2 separate regions of the Mus musculus genome follow, and region 2 is linked to region 1. Evidence: chromatin loops called from intact Hi-C (ENCODE). Cell type or tissue: left cerebral cortex. All regions are shown on one strand. Each heading gives the region's core, and the rest is flanking DNA. Links, peaks and the distances in the headings are about the cores only.

Region 1 (8,405 bases), core at 303-8,302:
CAAAGGTAAAATCCTCCAAGAGGAACTCTCAATTCTGAATATCTATGCTCCAAATGCAAGGGCAGCCACATTCATTAAAGACATGTTAGTAAAGCTCAAAGCACACACTGCAACTCACACAATAAAAGTGGGAGACTTCAACACACCACTTTCCTCAATGGATAGATCGTGGAAAAAGAAACTAAACAAGGAAATAGTGAAACTAACAGAAGTTATGAAACAAATGGATCTGACAGATATCTACAGAACATTTTATCCTAAAACAAAAGGATATACCTTCTTCTCAGCACCTCACGGAACCTTCTCCAAAATTGACCATATAATTGGTCACAAAACAGGCCTCAACAGATAAAAAAATATTGAAATTGTCCCATTCATCCTATCAGACCACCATGTCCTAAGACTGATCTTCAATAACAACATAAATAAGGTAAAGCCAAAATTCAAGTGGAAACTGAACAACACTCTTCTCAATGATACCTTGGTCAAGGAAGGAATAAAGAAAGAAATTAAAGACTTTTTTGAGTTTAATGAAAATGAAGCCACAACATACCCAAACCTATGGGACACAATGAAAGCATTTCTAAGAGGAAAACTCATAGCTCTGAGTGCCTCCAAGAAGAAACTGGAGAGAGCACACACTAGCAGCTTGACAACACATCTAAAAGCTCTAGAAAAAAAGGAAGCAAATTCACCCAAGAGGAGTAGACGGCAAGAAATAATCAAACTCAGGGGTGAAATCAACCAAGTGGAAACAAGAAGAACTATTCAAAGAATTAACCAAACGAGGAGTCGGTTCTTTGAGAAAATCTACAAGATAGATAAACCCTTAGCTAGACTCACTAGAGGGCAGAGGGACCTTTTCAACATAGTACTTGAAGTATTAGCCAGAGCAATTCGACAACAAAAGGAGATCAAGGGGATACAAATTGGAAAAGAGGAAGTCAAAATATCACTTTTTGCAGATGATATGATAGTATATATAAGTGACACTAAAAATTCTACCAGAGAACTCCTAAACCCGATAAACAGCTTCAGTGAAGTAGCTGGATATAAAATAAACTCAAACAAGTCAATGGCATTTCTCTACACAAAGTATAAACAGGCTGAGAAAGAAATTAGGGAAACAACACCCTTCTCAATAGTCACAAATAATATAAAATATCTTGGCGTGACTCTAACTAAGGAAGTGAAAGATCTGTATGATAAAAACTTCAAGTCTCTGAAGAAAGAAATTAAAGAAGATCTCAGAAGATGGAAAGATCTCCCATGCTCATGGATTGGCAGGATCAACATTGTAAAAATGGCTATCTTGCCAAAAGCAATCTACAGATTCAATGCAATCCCCATCAAAATTCCAACTCAATTCTTCAACAAATTAGAAAGAGCAATATGCAAATTCATCTGGAATAACAAAAAACCTAAGATAGCAAAAACTCTTCTCAAGGATAAAAGAACCTCTGGTGAAATCACCATGCCTGACCTAAAGCTTTACTACAGAGCAATTGTGATTTAAAAAAAAAAAAAAAAAAAAAACTGCATGGTACTGGTATAGTGACAGACAGATAGACCAATGGAATAGAATTGAAGACCCAGAAATGAACCCACACACCTATGGTCCCTTGATCTTCGACAAGGGAGCTAAAATCGTCCAGTGGAAGAAAGACAGCATTTTCAACATATGGTGCTGGCACAACTGGTTGTTATCATGTAGAAGAATTTGAATCGATCCATTCCTATCTCCTTGTACTAAGGTCAAATCTAAGTGGATCAAGGAACTTCACATAAAACCAGAGACACTGAAACTTATAGAGGAGAAAGTGGGGAAAAGCCTCGAAGATATGGGCACAGGGGAAAAATTTCTGAATAGAACAGCAATGGCTTGTGCTGTAAGATCGAGATTTGACAAATGGGACCTCATGAAACTGCAAAGCTTCTGCAAGGCAAAAGGCACCATCAATAAGACAAAAAGGCCACCAACATATTGGGAAAGGATCTTTACCTATCTTAAATCAGATAGGGGACTAATATCAAATATATAAAAAGAACTCAAGAGGGTGGACTCCAGAAAATCAAATAACCCCATTAAAAGATGGGGCTCAGAGCTAAACAAAGAATTTCCACCTGAGGAATACCAAATGGCTGAGAAGCATCTTAAAAAATGTTCAACATCCTTAATCACCAGAGAAATGCATATCAAAACAACCCTGAGATTCTGCCTCACACCAGTCAAAATGGCTAAGATCAGGTGACACCAGATGCTGGCAAGGATGTGGAGAAAGAGGAACATTCCTCCATTGTTGGTGGGATTGCAAGCTTGTACAACCACTCTGGAAATCCGTCTAGTGGTTCCTCAGAAATTTGGACATAGTACTATCAGAGGATCCCACAATACCTCTCCTGGGCATATATCCAGAAGATGTCCCAACAGGTAAAAAGGACACATGCTCCACTATGTTCATAGCAGCCTTATTTATAATAGCCAGTAGCTATAAAGAACCCAGATGCCCCTTTACAGAGGAATGGATACAAAACATGTGGTACATTTACACAATGGAGTACTACTCAGCTATTAAAAAGAATGAATTTATGAAATTCCTAGGCAAATTTTTGGACCTGAAGGGCATCATCCTGAGTGAGGTAACACAATCACAAAAGAACTCAAATGTTGTGTACAAACTGATAAGTGGATATTAGCCCAGAAACTTAGTATAGCGAGATATAAGGTACAATTGGCAAAACACATGAAACTGAAGAAGAACGAAGACCAAAGTGTGGACACTTTGCCCATTCTTAGAATTGGAAACAATCACCCATGAAAGGAGTTACAGAGACAAAATTTGGAGCTGAGACAAAAAGATGGACCATTTGGTGACTGCCATATCCAGGGATGCATCCCATAATTAGCCTCCAAACGATGACACCATTGCATACACTTGCAAGCGTTTGTTGCAAGGACCGTGATATAGCTGTCTCTTGTGAGACTAGGCCAGGGCCTAGCGAACACAGAAGTGGATGCTCACAGTCAACTATTGGATGGATCACAGGGCCCCCAATGGAGGAGCTAGAGAAAGTATCCAAGGAGCTAAAGAGATCTGCATCTCTGTAGGTGCAACAATATGAACTAACCAGTACCCCGGAACTCTTGACTCTAGCTGCATATGTATCAAAAGATGGCCTAGTCGGCCATCACTGCAAAGAGAGGCCCATTGGACAGGCAAACTTTATATGCCCCAGTACAGGGGAATGCCAGGGCCAAAAAATGGGAATGGGTGGGTAGGGGAGTGAGGGGGGGGGGTGTGGGCGACTTTTGGGATAGCATTGGAAATGTAATTGAGGAAAATACGTAATAAGAAAAATAAAATTGTGAAAAAACAAGAAAATTTCTAGTTTTGTTCAGATTTTGCAGGAACAGTCATCGTTCCTGAGAATCATTGTCTGCACAAGCATCGGAGACAGAAGATGGATTGTTCCTTCCTTGACACATAAGTCTAAGATTTTTGTACCACAGAGGCCCCACATGCAAAGAAGTGCATGTGCTCACAGAAGGTCATAGCTCTGGTACTATTCCAAACACTCTCAGGTGGAAGCAAACATCATGAGGTAGGAAGATATTCAGTAGGATTTATTCTAAAATGTAGTTTCTTTAATTTTATCTCACTCTGCATGCATGCATGTATGTATGGGTATATGAAAGAGTATTAGTAGTACATACATTTTCACAAACTAAGTTATTTTATTAGTTACCTATAACACTATAATTAGTGTTCTTGGAGCATTATAAAAATGGAGATAACCCAAAAAATAATTCTTATCTTCCAATAAAGTGTTAAGGGAATTATTCTGATTACACTCTTACCTTAAATTGTACCTAAAGCCTGTTGTGCATAATAACCTCTGTTTTATTTTATTAAAGATATTGAAATATTTCTCCTTAATATTATATTGGGAACTTTAATTCATAGTTTTGTATTTGATCATCATATATTTATCCAATATACAAATATTCCTCTCTTTGATTCAGCCAATCAATAGTAAGTATGCATATCCACTTATTCCAAAATCAATGGCAAAGAGAAATGCTTCTTTAACCTTTTTAAAAAAATTTTATTGGACATTTTTTTATTTACATTTCAAATGATATCCCCTATCTTCTTTTCCCCTCTGAAAATCCCTATACCACCATCCCTCCCCCTGCTTACCATCCACCCACTCCCACATCCCTGTCCTGGCATTCCCCTACACTGGAGCATCAAGCCTTCACCTGACCAGGAGCCTCTCCTTCCAGTGATGACCAACATATGTGGCTGGAGCCATGGGTCCCTCCATGTGTACTCTTTGGTTGGTGGCTTAGTTCCTGGGAGCTCTGCGCGTACTGGTTGGTTCATATTGTTGTTCCTCCTATGGGGCTGCAAATCCCTTCAGCTCCTTGGGTCCTTTCTCTAGCTCCTCCATTGGGGATCCTGTGCTCAGTCCAATGGTTGGCTGAGAGCACCCACTTCTATATTTGTCAGGCACTGGCAGAGCCTCACAGGAGAAAGCTATATTAGACTCCTGTCAGCAAGCACTTGTTGGCATTCACAATAGTCTCTGGGCTTGGTAACTGTATATGGGATGGATTCTCATATAGGGAAGTCTCTGGATGGCCTTTCCTTTGGTCTCTGCACCGCAATTTTTCTCTGTATCTCCTCTCATGGGTATTTTGTTCCCCCTTCTATGAAAGACCAAAGTGTCCACACTTTGGTCTTCCTTCTTCTTGAGCTTCATAAGGTCTGTGAATTGTATCTTGTGTATTCTGAGCTTCTGGTCTAATATTCACGTATCAGTGAGTTCATAGCATGTGTGTTCTTTTGTGATTAGGTTACCTCACTCAGGTTAATGAAAATAACTAATACAGAAAATTTCCCCACCAGATGAATGGTTTAACTAATTGAGCTTTTTGCTTACTGAAGAAGGCTATTTGTAATAAACTGTTGCTATGAACAACTTGCATGAATTGCAGATTACAAAGTTTCAAAGGAAGCCAGTTTTGAAAGGTCACATATTACATAATGCCACTTGTGGGAATTCTTAAAGTGATATTTTCTTCAGTCTTTTAAATCTCAGTTATTTCAACAATGCTCTCATGATTCTTTTCACTTATATTGAAATAAAACTGTCTAGTGTTCATTGAACCATTAGCATGTTCAAGTTCACTGGTGAGATCCACTAAATCTTCAAGATCAAACAGTTTTATTCTTAGAACAAGGATGAAGGAAGTATGTGTGCTAGCTAATTGTAGTTGTCAACTTGATACAACCCAGAATCACCTGAGAAGAAAGTATCAGTTGAGGAATTATATAGATCAGGTTGGCCTGTGGGACTATTGGTGAGGGACAGACATGATTGCCTTAGCTGACACAAGAAAACCCAAACCACTGCTGTGAATATTCCCTAGTCAGTTTCTCCACTATGTAAGAAAGAAGAAAGCCTGCTAAGCAGGAAGCAAGCAGACAGTAATAGTGTTTTCATTTCTAGCTGCTTTTGACTGTGGCTGTGGTGTGACCAGCTGGTTCGTTGACATCCCTACAATGACAAACTATAACCTGGAACTGTGAACTAAACTAAGGGCTTCTTCCTCTGGGTTGCTTTTTGTTGTTGTTTTTAGATCTTTCCTTACAGCAACAGAAATAAAAGCAAGGCAGCATTGAAAGCAGAAGCCATGTTTCCCCAGGCCTTAATGTCTTGGTTCTTATCTGACCATCTATACCAAGGGCTTTCTTTATTTCATGGTCCTGTCCAGAACAACACCTTTACAGTTATAAATAAACACCTAACTATAGGTAACCTGTGACTGTACACATGAGATGCTGTAAATAACTGAAACTCAGAGTTAATCCTCAAATTGGGCAAGACAGTTTGAATGCATCATTCTAGTTATCAGCATTCTTCATGATAGGTCACACTTCAGAATTCACATGGAGTCAAAAATAAGAAAAATAGCATATTCTCTTGGCCTAAATATGTCTTTGATTTCCACAAGGATTGAGAATGGCCTTCTTTGAACTGATAGAATTGTTATTTCCCTATAATCTGACTTTTGACTATTTTACCAAACTGTCTCCAATTCTCTCTCCATCACTAAATTTGCCTTTAATTGTATTTTTTTGACTCTGCCTTTCATAGCTCTATTTTCAGTAATTCTCTGGTTCTCTTACAGAAGTTCTCTCCCAGTTTCTTCTCTCATTCCTGCCTGCACACAGCAGTGTCTGATGTACCCTGTAGTGTTCACAACTATCCTTTTGCCCTGCCTTCATCATTCCAGATGGCATTGGCTGTCAAAAACCTATCCAAAGGAGAGACTGCTGATTTCCACTGTCACGATGTCAGCCAAACCACACCACACATTTTCTGTCTCATACACCACTCTCACTGTAGTTTCTTTTCTTTGCTGTCATTTCTTGTCTGACACTTGCTAAGTCTGAATTGATGTCTTTCTCCATCTTCCCACTTTTATGTTCAGTTATCCTCATATTTTCTCTTTATAGAGAATATGCTGCTTCCAGCTGTTTTCTTTATCCAGCCTCTATGATTTCCCTTTTACATAATATTTATATATGAATACCTCATTATTTAGCAAAATGCAAAAATACAGTAAATATATTCTTTTAAAAACAAAAATCAACATAATTTCTTTTAAAAAATTAAAAAAAAAACCTAAGAACTCTCTCACATAATATGTCTTTTTGAGGGAGCTTTTGGGCATTTCACTCACAAGGAAGGGGTGATATCAGCTAATGAGAAAATAAAATGAAAATCAAACGTTTATCATTGTTTCAGGAACAGTGATTATGTTATATACACAATGAAGGTGTGCAACTATTTTAATATAACAACTTGCATATACTAACTAAATTGATTTTAAAATACTTCTCCAATCCATGTAACTGTTAACCAAAAGAGGCCTTTTTTAACAAGATAAGGTGTCTTTAGGGTGTGGCAGCCTTAGATCAGCATCTGTAGCAGCTTTATTTATACTAACAAAATGTAGAATGTCTGTGTACTGATTTGGACATGAAATCCTTGCCCCCACCTCCCACACACCCCCAGGAATTATGAGCTGGCAGCTTGATCCCTACTTTGTGTTGTTGTTGGATAGCATCTAAGTAGAAGTAACAGATTAGTGGAGCAGAGATGTAGGGAATCTTTCTGTGCTCCTCTTGTCCCAATCTCTGCTTTCTGGCCTCTGTGGTGTGAGCTGTTTTGCTCTGCCACACCCGCCATGATAGACTGACAGCCCTGAAACTAGAAACCAAGTAAGTTCTCTTTACTTTGTGTTATATTAGACATTCTGTTGCAACAAAAATGAAAATAATACAGAAAATTTCCCCACCAGATGAATGGTTTAACTAATTTGCTTACTGAATAAGGGTACTTAGTAATAAACTGTTGCTATGAACAACTCGCATGAATTGCAGATTACAAAGTTTCAAAGGAAGCCAGTTTTGAAAGGTCACATATTACATAATGCCACTTGTGGGAATTTTTAAAGTGATGAAATTGTGGAGATGGATTAATAACATTGATCATTGCCAGGAGTTAGGAGACAGACAGGTAGAGTGTAGAACTAAAAGAATGTAACACAGATTTTTTTTTTTTTTTTGTGGAATTTTTGGTTTTATCTTGGTTTAGTTATACAGTGCTATACAAGTAACAAAATGGAATATATACAATACACACTCAAATGAGCACATAAAACATCTTGCAAAATATAAGTACATTGTTTCAATATTAAATTCCTGGATGCAATGCTGTGCTGTAGATGTGGAAGGTGATGCCATGTGATGGAGTTAATAAAGGCTAGAGAGTTCCTTGGATGTTCTTTGTTATTACTGTGTGTTATAAGCTCTGATGACTTCCAAATCAAGCTGAAAAGCAACAGTACTAGAGAAAGATGGAAACAAAGATTTATGTTTTTAATACATCTGAATTTATTTTGTGTTATAAATATCAATAACTGCATTTACCTCACTTCAAGCTCCACTCACATGAAAAACTGTAAGGAAAAAAGGAACAGAGGAAGTTTCTTATATTTTAAAGATTTGTTTATGTGTCTTATATAAAGATGTCTTGCATGTATGTATGCCTGTCAACCAGGTAGGTGCAGTGGCTACAGAATCCAAATTAGGACATCAGATCCCCTGGGACTGAAATTACAGACAATTGTGAGTCACAACGTGGGTGCTGAGAAATGAATCCTTGTATTCTTGAAGAGAAGCCAATGCTCTTAACTGATGAAATAACTTTCTAGACCCAGGGGGAGGTTCTTAATGTAAAATGTGTTTTGTAGAAAAAAATATATGACTCCTTTAATATTGAACCATGCCATTCTGTTTAAAAATTGGAACAAGGTAATAAAGCCAGCT
Region 2 (8,405 bases), core at 261-8,260, 170 kb after region 1:
AGATGATTGATGATAGATAGATAGATAGATAGATAGATAGATAGATAGATAGATAGATAGATAGGTAGGTAGATTTGCTGTGGTTTGGTAAGAGGCAAACAAGAAAGGCCTTCACTAAACTGTTTTTGATAACATACTTGATCCATTACAGGGGATAAATTAAAGAATGGTGGTAAACTCCTAATAATTATGAGATCTGAAAGTACAACCAGACAATCTCACAGTTTAAACTATTATCTGTGAAAGTTACATGCATAATTTTGGCCCAGAGTTCCTTTCTAAATTGTAAAAATGCAAATTCTCATAGACAACTTTTATTGAAGTGTTTCAAATTCGGGGTATTCAAAAGTAAACTCTCACCATTGTTTATATGTCCAAAGAATAGAAATGAAAGACAAAGATGGTAACACAAGAATGAATATAAGCAAGGAATATTAGAATTCTAAAGTGTCGTAAGTAATTTCAATATATGTTCTAACTAAAAATAACAATTTTTAGAAACCAGTAAAATCAAACTCATTTCTTCCCCCCTAAATCCTCCTCTAGAAAGAACTAACCTAGCCCCATATTCAGATTTACTTAATAATAGTATTCACTATCTTAGGCCTTTTAGACTCTGAAAATATTTAGAAAATTATTCTCATAATTAAAGGATCACTTTCAAACGAAAACCGGAAAAGATGGGAAATCTGCTAGAAATGAATTGAGGCTCATCACCTCATGCTGGAGAACAGTGCAGCAGGTTATTGGTGCTTGCTTTTGTTTATTTAGATAGTTATTTATTTTAGTAAAAATGTTACGGATGGTTTCTCCTCACCTCATTAGTGGGAAAAAATAGTTACCTGTAATAATCTAGATTTTAATATTGTCTGGCCTAAAGGAGAGTTGCAATCAAAGAGGAGCAAATGATTTTATGTAACATAATCATGGTCAAAACATCAAAGGCTTCTGTGACAACCCCTACTCCCATCTGACCCACCCTGCCAAAAAGTCACAGCCTAGGCAGAAAGCCATCAAAGAGAACTCTTTAAAAACTTGTTAAGGGCACTAGAGTGTAGCACCTTACAATTGATGGCTTCTGGCAAGCAGTGAGGGTGGGTAAGGACTCAGTTTTTCTAAGAGGCTAGCCACTGGGAGGGTCTGAGAGGACTGGGCAATTAATATGCTCAGTGCTCCTGATGTGAAATTCCCAAATAATCAATAAAAGCATTATGAAAATAAATAAATAAAAACATTCTTCATGTTAAATTCTACCAGAAAAAAATACAACATTAAAATTATGTATGTTAGGGTTTCTATTGCTTAGATTAGATGTCATGACCATGGCAACTCTTATAAGGAAACATTTAATTGGTGCTGGTTTATGTTTCAAAGGTTTACTCCATCTTTGTCATGATGGAAAGCAAAGTTACATGCAAGCAGACATGGAGCTGGAAAAAGTTCTACATCCAGATCAGTAGGCAGCAAGGATGGAGAGTGGGACACAGATCCTAGCTTGAGCATCTCACAACTCAAAGCCTAAACCAAATGACACACTTTCTCCAACAAAGCCACACCTAGTCCAACAAGTTCATACCTCCTAATAGTGACACTCTCATGATTGGTCAATGGGGCCAATTATATTCAAAACAATGCAATTCACCTGATCCAATAAAAATTACCATACTAAAAGAAACCCAAGAAACTATTTGACAAGAAAAACCATTGTGTAAATGTACCACATTTTCTGTATCCATTCCTCTGTTGAGGGGCATCTGGGTTCTTTCCAGCTTCTGGCTATTATAAATAAGGCTGCTATGAACATAGTGAAGCATGTGTCCTTCTTACCAGTTGGGACATCTTCTGGATATATGCCCAGGAGAGGTATTGCAGGATGTGGTACATTTACACAATGGAGTACTACTCAGCTATTAAAAAGAATGAATTTATGAAATTCCTAGCCAAATGGATGGACCTGGAGGGCATCATCCTGAGTGAGGTAACCCAATCACAAAGGAACTCTCACAATATGTACTCACTGATAAGTGGATATTAGCCCAGAAACTTAAGATACCCAAGATATAAGATATAATTTGCTAAAAACATTAAACTCAAGAGAACAAAGACCAAAGTGTGGACACTTTGCCCCTTCTTAGAGTAGGAAACAAAACACCCATGGAAGGAGTTACAGAGACAAAATCTGGAAGTGTGACGAAAGGATGGACCATCTAGTGATTGCCATATCCAGAGATCCATCCCATGATCAGCTTCCAAACGCTGACACCATTGTATACACTAGCAAGATATTGCTGAAAGGACCCAGATATAGCTGTCTCTTGTGAGACTATGCCAGGGCCTTGCAAACACAGAAGTGGATGCTCACAGTCAGCTATTGAATGGACCACAGGGCCCCCAATGGAGGAACTAGAGAAAGCACCCAAGGAACTAAAGGGAACTGCAACCCTATAGGTGGAACAACAACATGAACTAAGCAGTACCCCGGAGCTCTTGTCTCTAGCTGCATATGTATCAAAAGATGGCCTAGTCGGCCATCACTGCAAAGAGAGGCCCATTGGACTTGCAAACTTTATATGCCCCAGTACAGGGGAATGCCAGGGCCAAAAAGGGGGAGTGGGTGGGTAGGGGAGTAGGGGGGTATGGGGGCTTTTGGTATAGCATTGGAAATGTAAAGGAGCTAAATACCTAATAAAAAATAGAAAAAAAAAGAAAATAAAAACCAATAAATTGTAACATATATGTAGTAGTTTGAATAAGAATGCCCACCATAGGCTCATATCTTTGTAAAGTTAGCCCCCACTTAATGGAACTATATTGGAAAGATTAGGCATTGTGGTACTGTGGGGGGAGGTATGTCAATAGAGCTATAGCTTTTTAAAAGATCAGACTGATGTTTTGAAAGGTTCCATCCATTTCCAATCTCTCTCCCCCTCTCTCTTTCTTCTCTCCACTTCTCCCTTTCTCCCTCCTCCTTTTCTTTATCTTTCAGATCAATATGTAAGCTCTCAGATGTTCCTGCCACCATGACTTTGGTCTGCCATCATGGACTCTCACACTTTGAAATTTGAAGTCCCAAATTAAACACTTTGTTTTATAAGTTGCCAAAGTCATGGTATCTTATTACAACAATAATAAAAATAACTAAGACAATATATGTAAATAATCAGTATGGGTAGGATAATTCAATTTTAATAACTGTTCAAGAAAATATTGAACAAAGAAACAGATGAAATGAAAAAGACAAAAACAACTTCTAAAGAAGAAAAACTACAGTGTGTAAGGAGAAAAAAATCTAGGTGCAATGACAAAATAGAGGCAAAGGCATATAATAAAGATAAATCACTTATGCTGAAATCTAGTTATTTGTAAAAACAAAAACAAAATCAAAACAAAACAAAACAAAACAAAAAACCCCACAAAATTCATAAGCCTCTAGCAAGAATAAAAAGCAAGCACATACAAATGACAGATTGCAAAGATACTAAAATGATAAAAAAAAATTTTGAAAATTAATGTCCAGCAAGGCAAGGCCATCCTCTGCTACATATGCGGCTGGAGCCATAGGTCCCTCCATGTATACTCTTTGGTTGGTGGTTTAGTCCCTGGGAGCTCTGGGGATACTGATTCGTTCATATTGTTGTTCCTCCTATGGGGCTGCAAATCCCTTCAGCTCCTTGGGTCCTTTCTCTAGCTCCTCCGTTGGGAATCCTGTGCTCAGTCCATTGATTGGCTGTGAGCATCCACTTCTGTATTTGTCAGGCACTGGTAGAGTCTCTCCGGAAACAGCTATATCAGGCTCCTGTCAGCCAGCACTTGTTGGCATACACAATAATGTCTGGGTTTGGTAACTGTACATGGGATGGATCCCCAGGTGGGGCAGTTTCTAAATGGCCTTTCCTCAGTCTCTGCTCCACACTTTGTCACCATATGTGCTCCCATGAGTATTTTGTCTACCTTTCTAAAAAGGACCGAAGCACCCACAATTTGGTCTTCATTCTTGTTGAGCTTCATATGACCTGTAAATAGTATTTTGAGTATTCTGAGTTTCTGGGCTAATATCCACTTACCAGTGAGTGCATACCCTGGAAGAGGGAGTGGGTGGGTTGGTGGGGGGGGGCAGTGGGATAGGGGGGTTTCAGAGGGGAAATGAGGAAAGTAGATAACAATTGAAATGTAAATAAAGAAAATATCTAATAAAAAAGTAGAAAAGAAAGAAAATTAAACCAAAGTACAAGTTAAAATAAAAAATAAAGAATCAATAACCTAGGAGATATGGGCAAGCTCTTGGAAGAAATAATTTTCCAGTAACAACATAAGAAGAATAATATAGGACAGACAGAACAGTGGATATCAAGGAAATTGATTTCTTGATTAAAGTGCTTTCCACAGTAAGTGCTGGCCCACATGGTTATCATTGGTAATAACAAGCAGAATATTAAAAAATAAAAATAATTCAAAATCAATATTAGCAGAATTGAATAAAAATTGTCCATGCAGTCTAAGTAGCAATAATACTGATCATAAAAGAAAAATGATTTTAATAGTCTACAAATCAAAACCTCTTAAGAACAAATATGCTAGGGATAGAAAAATAGGATGTGACACTTAAAACCATATTCTGGTCTTGCAGAAGACCCAAGTTTGTCTCCCAGCATGCCCATGGATCGTGACACACAAATGCCTATAACTCCAATTCTGAGAAATTAAATGCCCTCTTCTGTCCTTCACACAGTACAAGTACACACATGCACACACACACACACACACACACACACACACACACACACACACACGCACACACACACACACACATACACACACACACACACACACTTTTCCTTTTGAAAATGTTAGCATTATTTAATAATAATCTCTTCAAATTGTTTCTCTGATTAATGATATTGGTTGGATATTCTCTGATAACTGCTTTTTAATGAAACTAGTGACTTTCTGTATGAGTTTTCTCTTTACTATGATTCTTGATTTTGAGTTCAGCATTCTGAAACTACTCAGATGTTATTGATACATAGCAATCAATACATAAATAGAATTGTTATTCCCACCTGTTATTACTACATAGGTATCAATACATAGAGAGATTTCTTGGTCCCTTAATTAGGTTAAATTGGTTCTATTTTACCTTCTTTCTTTTGATTCTCAAAATGCTGACACTCATAGATGAGTTAAAAGTTGAGCTCTCTACCAAAGGTGTGTGTTTTCAGTTTTTTTTTCTTAATTAGATATTTCCTTTACTTACATTTCAAGTGTTATACCCTTTCCTGTTTTTTTTAATTACATAAGAAAATGAAACACCAGTGCAAAAGATGTAATGCTTTAGCAAATCCAATTCAATAATACATAAATTCTCATATATCATCATGGATTTGGATTAATTTTCAGTCTCAGAATAGTTAAATATTTGAAAAATAAATGTATCTCATCATCTCAAACTACAAAGGGAGGAAAAAACAATATTCAAGAAACCTGAATAAATCATTAGAAACATGCATATCCAGCATTCATTTAAAATTCTACCATCTAAGACCTAGACAAATGGCTCAATGGATAAGAGTGTTAGTTGTTCTCACAGAGGACCTAAGATCAATTCTCTGCACTTGCATGGCAGTCCACAATTGTCTTTAACTACAATTCTAGTACATTCATCATTATCTTCTGGATTCTGCACACACATGGTATATAAAATACATCAGGCAAAACATTCATACACAAAAAAAATGAAATAAACTTGAAATAACATTACACTCTAAAAACTAACAAAAGGAAAGATATCTACCTGTGGAAATGTATTTCATTTAAAATAGATTGTGCACCTATAGGTTGGACTTAAAATCTAAAATGTCTCATAGGATTATGACAGCAAAGACTTCTCAGAAAAAATTGTTAAAAATCACAATTCAAAGGAAGAAGTAACCTTAAATTTGAATTCAAAATTTAAAAATGTATCTCTTCAAAAGACCTTATTATAATGAAAAATAAGCCACAGCCTAGAAGAGATTTATGAATCACATATTTAATAAATGACTTGGATGCAACATATATAAAGAACATTCTGATCTAACTAAGAAATTAAAATAAATGAGCAAAAGATCTCAACAGAAAGTTTGCCAAAGATAATATCCAATGACAATAAGGGTAGGGATGATGTCTAACATAATTAGTCACTATGAAAAAATTAATATGAGAGTCCATTCTACTATACACTCACTCAAATAGCTAAAGTTTAAAGGGCTCTCTGTATGCTCTCTGTATGCTCTCTGTATGCTCTCTGTATGCTCTCTGTATGCTCCCGGTACTAGGATCATATCTAGAAACTGCATACAATGATGGAAGAAAACGGAAAATGAAAAGCAGGTGAAATTCTTCTAAAATTGGGCATTTACTGACCACACTCCATATCTTTCTTCTTTAGGTACTGACCAACCAGAAATGAAAACTACTTACAAACAAAAATATATGTATGAATTTTCAAGATGCCTTTACTACAAGAGCAATAAATTCTTTTTCTTCTGGCTTATCTCTATTCCTTATATCATGCTACAACTTGCTGTAATGCTGTCTACCAAGAATTACCTGTGGCTATACTGCACTGGGTTAAATAAACAGCAGGAATCCCACAACAACCACTTGCTTTGGATCCCTAGTGGGGAACAACAATTGAAGAATATCTACCTAAGAAAGAGAAGGTCATTTATCTATATTAATACATATTTCAAATCTTCTGACTCCAGGTGACTAAATAGTAGCAAAACCCACAAACATGAACAAATATGAACTGCCAAGACATTATGCCTTCACCATAAGCCTATAACCTCATTGCAATATGTCCTCAGAAAAACAGCTTAGCTGAAGCATAGTCATGAACTTCAAAATAGTAATTATTAATAGGTTCAAGAATAGTAAGGATAATACAACCCTCAAAATATGTAATAAAACTGGTAGCATTTTGTATATTTAATTCAAATGAACCAATTCAAAAAATATACTTAAAAGAGTATCTGGCAAACTGAGCCACCCAGACATTATATTCTTTATCCTATAAGTATGCTTACAGATGTGAAGTGTGCTTCGAGTATCCAGTAATCATAATCTTCTCAATTGTTTGTTTCACATTATAGGATAACAACTGATAATGAGTCTCTCGGGATCTGGTCAACAACTCCTTTCCTATTGTCCTGGAACTAACTCCAATAAAGCTGAAAGATTCAACAACAACAACAATAAAAAAGAATAGTAAGGATAACATGAATAAATCCTTTAGGGAACATTGGTAAAGTAGAATAAGTAGAATAAAATAATGAAAACATTTAAAGACATGAAAGTAGAATTTGACAAAGAAAAAGAATCACCAAAGCAAACCAAAACCAAAATAAAGTTGGAAACGAAAAACTTAGGGTGTCAAACAAAAATTTCAGAGGGAAATCTCACCAACAGATTACAAGATATTTTTTAAAAGAGAAACCATCTAGAAAAAAAATGGATACCTCTGTGGGGAAAAAAATGTAAAATCTGTAAAATCTAAGAAAAGACAGGCACAAAACATCAGGAAATCTGGAGGAGTATGAAAAGACCACACTTATGAATAATAGTATAAGGGATTGAGAAAAAGCATGTTTTTCAAAGAAAAAAAATCAAGGAAATGTCCCTAATTTAAACAAAAAAAGGTTCCAAAAAAGCATACAAGACACCAAATAAGCAGAATCAAATTTTTTTCTTACAATACATAATGAAAACACTAAATTTACACAACAAAAAAGGATATTATAAGCTTCAAGGAGAAAATATATATAAATTTACATATAAAGGCAGGTACATTAGAATGACATCTGAGTTTAATAGAGACTTTAAAAGCCATAAGGGACCAAACAAATGTTCTACAAGCTCTGAGGGTTCACAGATGCAAACCAGCAATACTATATCCAGCAAAACTTAATTACACCAACAGAGGGGGGAAAAAGAAACCATTGGATGATAAAATAAAATCTAAGTATTATCTACAGAAATTTACCTCTATAGAAGGGATTAGAAGGAAAGATCTGGTCTTAAGAGGTTAAGTATATGGAAAAGGGCACAAGAAATAAGTATGATCCAAAAACAGTAAATCAAAAGGGGAAGAGAGTATCAATATCACAACAACAACAACAAAAATAGGAATAAATAAACACTGTTCATTAATAACTTTGACTATCAATAATCTCATTTCCACACTTAAAAGACACAGACTAATAGATGGGATTAGAAATAGAATCTATATTCTTTTAGTACCCAAGAAATAAAACTATCAAGGACAAACATCACCTCAGGGTGAAGGATAGAAAACAATGCTCTGAGCAAATACACACACACACACACACACACACACACACACACACAAGCAAGCAGGTGTAGCT

The links. Hi-C counts contacts between places; a loop is a spot of excess contacts. Peaks named below come from ENCODE experiments on the same cell type or tissue, not always from the same donor. Only the 100,000 strongest peaks of a DNase experiment are listed, where the experiment ranks them.
Region 2: a loop joins it to region 1, with 20 times the contacts of the local background. A loop is called at or near these places in 3 of 42 quality-filtered maps.

Annotation. Positions count from the first base shown.
Region 1 is chr12:42,477,141-42,485,545 of GRCm38, reverse strand. No RefSeq gene overlaps it. Among named protein-coding and RNA genes, the nearest start is that of n-TEctc2, 66 kb to the right of the region's middle. In left cerebral cortex, for the core only: no CTCF peak of the experiment used is centred there; a DNase peak (open chromatin) is centred at 8,171.
Region 2 is chr12:42,311,336-42,319,740 of GRCm38, reverse strand. No RefSeq gene overlaps it. Among named protein-coding and RNA genes, the nearest start is that of n-TEctc2, 100 kb to the left of the region's middle. In left cerebral cortex, for the core only: no CTCF peak of the experiment used is centred there; a DNase peak (open chromatin) is centred at 3,832.